Linked DNA regions of Homo sapiens: region 1 is linked to region 2. Evidence: read pairs that join two places in POLR2A ChIA-PET (ENCODE). Cell type or tissue: PC-3. All regions are shown on one strand.

What was found. ChIA-PET counts read pairs that join two places held together with the same protein. Peaks named below come from ENCODE experiments on the same cell type or tissue, not always from the same donor. Only the 100,000 strongest peaks of a DNase experiment are listed, where the experiment ranks them.
Region 1: POLR2A ChIA-PET joins it to region 2 with 10 read pairs; 2 of 35 experiments call an interaction of 5 or more read pairs at or near these places.

What each region holds. Positions count from the first base shown.
Region 1 is chrX:19,602,273-19,604,772 of GRCh38, reverse strand. The region is part of intron 9 of SH3KBP1 (SH3 domain containing kinase binding protein 1); the gene reads left to right. Among named protein-coding and RNA genes, the nearest start is that of MAP3K15, 88 kb to the right of the region's middle. In PC-3, no CTCF peak of the experiment used is centred here; a DNase peak (open chromatin) is centred at 1,322; H3K27ac peaks cover 1,043 bases.
Region 2 is chrX:19,750,011-19,752,510 of GRCh38, reverse strand. All of the region lies in intron 2 of SH3KBP1 (SH3 domain containing kinase binding protein 1), which reads left to right. Among named protein-coding and RNA genes, the nearest start is that of SH3KBP1, 140 kb to the left of the region's middle. In PC-3, no CTCF peak of the experiment used is centred here; no DNase peak of the experiment used is centred here.

The sequences.
Region 1 (2,500 bases), 150 kb after region 2:
CATCTTCACATTGGTTGTTATACCAGCCTTTATTGCTGCACCCAGAGTATTGGTGAGTTGGTGACAATGCGACTGGAGATAGGGCTGTCATTTGCTGCGCTGAGGGTGTGAAGATGATTAGAATCATTAACACGAAGGCACTATGTGAATGCTAGAGTCTGAAACGTTCTGCCACTGGTGTCAGCAGATGTCATCTTGTCTTGCCAGTGACTGGGGTTACAATCATTCACCCAGAAAAGAGGACGATCTGTGATGATTAGGGTAGACAGAAGCAAACGGCATTTATTCAACAGCAGGCCTCTTGACTCCGTAGGCATCCGCAGAGCATTCTGATAAGGCTGACATATTTTCTGCTGGGGTGTGAATTCAGGTAGTTACTACAAGGCCTTTTGGAATTCCTGGCCATCTTTCTTTCGGAGAGTGCTTAGTGGATTCTCCCTCACCAGGGTAACAAATGCTTTGGGGTTTTTCCTCAAGATATTCCAGAAGAGCATCCGTTGATCTCTTGGTGCATATTTTAGAGCAATTATGTAAGCTATTTATAAGAGAACCTAGATTCAATGGCTGTCTGTTTATTTTTGGCCTTGACAGTAAAATTGAATACCAGAACGGAAAGATTAAATATTCTGAGAACTCTAATGAAGCAGTGTGTGTGCTGTGTCATTGTTACAGAAGGCTAACGGGGAACTTAGACTCTCAAAAACAGCAGAAACAACTGCTCACTGTCATTAAAAAAAGAACAAAATTAGAATAGGTATTTTGAAAGATAGTGTTATTTAAGAAAGTGGCCAGTGTGGTGGTTCATGCCTGTAATCCCAGCGCTTTAGGAGGCCAAGGTGGGAGGATTGCTTGAGCCTAGGAGTTTGAGACCAACCTGGGCAACATAGCAAGACCCAATCTCTACAAAAATAAGAAAAATTAGCTGGACATGGTGGTACATGCCTGGAGTCCCAGCTATTCAGGAGGCTGAGTTTGGGGGATCGCTTGGGCCCAGAAGTTTGAGGCTGCAGTGTGCTGTGATCATGCCAGTGCACTCCAGCCTGGGCAACAGAGCGAGACCCTGTCTCAAAAAAAAAGTAAATCTCAGGCTCCAGTTCTTTTAAGAGAAACTGTTCAAATCACCAGAAGATATTACTGATCTACCATGCATTTATTTGGAGGGCTCTTCAGTGTTAGTGCAAGTCAAGAATGATGGCATTGCTAAGATTCCCATAGGCGTTTCCCTAATGAATGCTCCCCAGTGGGAGCTCAGCCTCAGGGACTCAGAAACCTGCCCTCGAAGATGTCCCTGTGAGTATGATGCAGGCTCGCCTTTGCTGAGTCACAGAGACTTAATCAGGTAGCAGGCAGCCAGCTTACTCATCACAACAAGAACTCAGATGTCAGCCAGTCTGGAACGCAGAGGTCTGCCTGCCCCGGTCATTTTGTCCCCTATGGGTCTGATTCCTTAGAAGCCGGGTTCCACCAGAAGCCACGTTTATCCGGTGCTTTCCGGGAGGGCAAGGAATCAAAACAAGAGGAGTTTGTTGTTCTTACCAAGGGTCTGGCAGGTATCACTTGAGGCTCCTTCATGCACCAAAGGGAAAGATCTGCCAAGGGAACCATGTGTTGAAGTCAACTAAGCCTTGATGATACTTCTAAGAGCACTGCACCACTGCCTTCGGCCTCCATTTGTCTTTGTTTTCATGACTGACTGGACCCTTCCTGTTCACATCAATCTCCAGACACATTGTGATGCAATCAGTTAGATTTCCCACTTTCTCCATTATAATCATGTGCCAACCCACCCTCTTACGATTTTTTTTAGCACAAGTTTTGCAGGTTCCAAACTTTTGCAAGAAAGGAAGTCTCTTGCTCGATTCCCACAATGGCCGAATTTTGCTGGTTTAACTCTACCTTCCCTATACCAAATTCGTAGGAGGCCCCTCACCTTACTTAGCCTCCATCTTCTGACAACTCAGTCCGTAAAATCTGTTCTTAGTCAACATTTTCTTTATTATTCATCATGTCCTTTAGCCTTTAGCCCTGGCCCTAATTTTTATTTAGAATCATCTTAAAAGACATCTTGTTTGAAAACGTGGCATCTATAACAAGAACTGTTGTTTTTCTAGTTTCTGAAGATGCCCGATAATTTCCCTATTTTTTAGCCTTCCAAAAGAAAGAAATATGTGCTTCTAATAAGCAGCCTTATGAAAAAAATTTACCTAAACATTATCTGTCTTGAACATTTAGTTTCATGGGTGGTTTCACATGCAAAGAAATGGGGTTTGTCAAGGAGTTAATGTCATCTGAGTATGGCCTATTGACTCAGCCCCAGTGGACTTTCTCAAAGCCACCCAGATGGTATTCCCTCTCCCTTCTCCAGCTGTACTTACAGCCTGTAGTCTTTGAAGGCAGAGCCCATGTCCCAAGCTTCTCCTTCATGGGGCCTTACAGCATGCATGGTACATGGTTGCTGGTGAAGAACCCATGGTCCTTTAGTTGGTTGGTGCCAGAGTGT
Region 2 (2,500 bases):
AATTGGAATCATACAGTACATCATCTTTTATGTCTGGCTTCTGTCATTCAACATTATGACTGTGAATTTCATCTGTGTTATGTATAGTTCTTTTTAAAATAGTATTTGCTATTTAATAATGAGAGTAGATAATCAATTTGTATACTACTCTCTAATTCACTCTTTGATCCTGAAGACACCTCTCGGATGGTGTGTTTGTTGTTAGACCTCTTTTACAGATGACAGAAGGGCTGCATAGAGACTTTAAGTGTTGCCCCCAAGGTCACACCTCAGATAAATGATGACGTCAGTACTAGTTCTGGTTTTCTGATGCACAGCATCATTCTCCATTCATCGTGAAGCCTGTGCCTTAAACTGTGTTATGAATGGTGAAAGAAGTAAAGGATGAAAGGAGGGAGGGGCCCCCAAACTGATCATATTTTGGTATTTTACTGTGTAGTATTTTGGTTACAGACTGACCAGTTAATTTAAAGGAGTTAACACTGAACCCAGCCAACTCACCAGTACCTGTAAAGTATGAAACGGATGGTGAGGGAGAAGAGAAAAGAGGTAGCCAACTTGGCTCAGCAGCCAGCCAGATCCAGGCAACGCAGCTTATCAGAAAGCAGACCATCCTAGCATAGCTCGCAGTTGCATGCACATCATCTGTTTGCCCGGTGAGGCTGCTGTTTGCAGGCCGCTGAATGTGTCGTGAATTTTTGCCAGAGTGGCATTATTCTGGCTTTTTGGTCTCTGAATGTGGGTGAGCCATCCCAGGCTCTGTTTGGTACAGTGCTTTTGGGAAGGGAATGGTGTGAGTTCTCTTCCTTTTCTCAAGTGGTCCTTGTGACACAGCTGAAGCGTCCTTTGCAGCATTGATACCTTATTGATGGCCTCGGTTTTATTGTACATGCTGAGTTTCCATTGTAAAGAGATCAGATCTGAGATAAAGAGAAGCTGGGTTTCCTTTGCTTTCTGAAGAGGTTTGCTGATACCCTGTCTGTTCTATATTGTCTTTAAGCAAGCAAAATCATTGCTGATTTATATATGTGGGCAGTTATGTATGCATTTCCATGAGCCCTCATGGCCTGTAATTCTGGTCCAGGGTGTGGCCTCTACTACTGAGATTATAGGACCCAGGTTCTTAACAAATGGCAAAAAAACACGGGCCTGATGGTCAGAAAGTTGCAATTAAAGACGGGGGTCTAGGAACCCCCAGTCCCAGGAAATCCAGAGTCCCATGACCTGGATCAGAACCTCGGAGAGCTCCAGGTACTTGGCTGTTGGCAGATATACAGAGGCAGGAGTTGCTCTAGTTCCAAGCCAACCCTCCTCTGCAGGAAGGAGCTCTTCTATGTGGATGGATAATAAGGGACTTCAAAGATTTGGGCCTCAATAGTCTTGGGCTTTATAGGTAAGGTGATCTGTTACATCACTTAACTGTGGAGGGAAGCTAAGGTTTCCACTGGAGCCACAGGCTGAGTGGTTTTGAGTCTCCCTCCTATAGTCATGCCACTGGTTCTTCTTAGGAGGTGAGATGTACTAGGAGAGCTCTGCCTAGAAGGCTCAGAGTTTGGTTTCATGGCCAGCTCTGCCCCTTGCTAGCTTTGTGGCCTTCATCTGATCTTGCATCTTCTCTGACTGGGTCTCACTATTCTTATGTATAAAAATATATGTTTGGCAAAATCAGTTGTTTTTTTTTTTCCTGACAGTGTTGTTGTTAGGAACAAGTGAAAAAATAGCTGCTAAAGCACTTTAATTTATAAGCCTTTGCCAGTGTACAGTTGTATCATTGCTAGCATCATCACCTATTTTTAGAGCCTGTGGATAGGAATCCATGACGTCAGGATTCTGTGAACATAAGGTGTTGTCCAAGCAGTGCACCATCCCCCAACTTATATTTGCATGGTAATTGGTTCTGTGGGGTCAGCATGCATGTCACATATTTTTAGTCAGAAGCAAGTACACAGAGACTTGTGGTTTGCTGTTCAATTTGAAAAGTGTTTGAATGAAAGCTTGTCCTGTGGTCTTTTGGAAGTAACTGGAGATTTCTGTAGGGACTGACAAGAACAACAGACGTTTGAGTGTCCATTTTGCAGAGGCTAAACTGGGAGGGGAGAGATTGTAGGCAGGAAGACATGATTATAATCCAGGCAGTACTCCAGGAAACAGTGGTTAAGAGATGAGCTCTCGCCTGTAATCCCAGCATTTTGGGAGGCCAAGGTGGGCGGATTACTTGAGGTCAGGAGCTTGAGACCAGTCTGGCCAACATGGCGAAACTCTGCCTCTACTAAAAAACACAAAAATTAGCCGGGTGAGGTGGCACGTGCCTGTAATCCCAGCTATTCGGGAGGCTGAGACATGACCATTGCCTGAACCCGGAAGTGGAGGTTGCAGTGAACTGAGATCACGCCATTGTACTCCAGCCTGGGCAACAGAGTGAGACTGTCTCAAAAGAAAAAAAAAATGAGAGAGATGAGCTCTGAAGCTAGACAGGTTGAGTTCCAATCCTGGCTCCTAC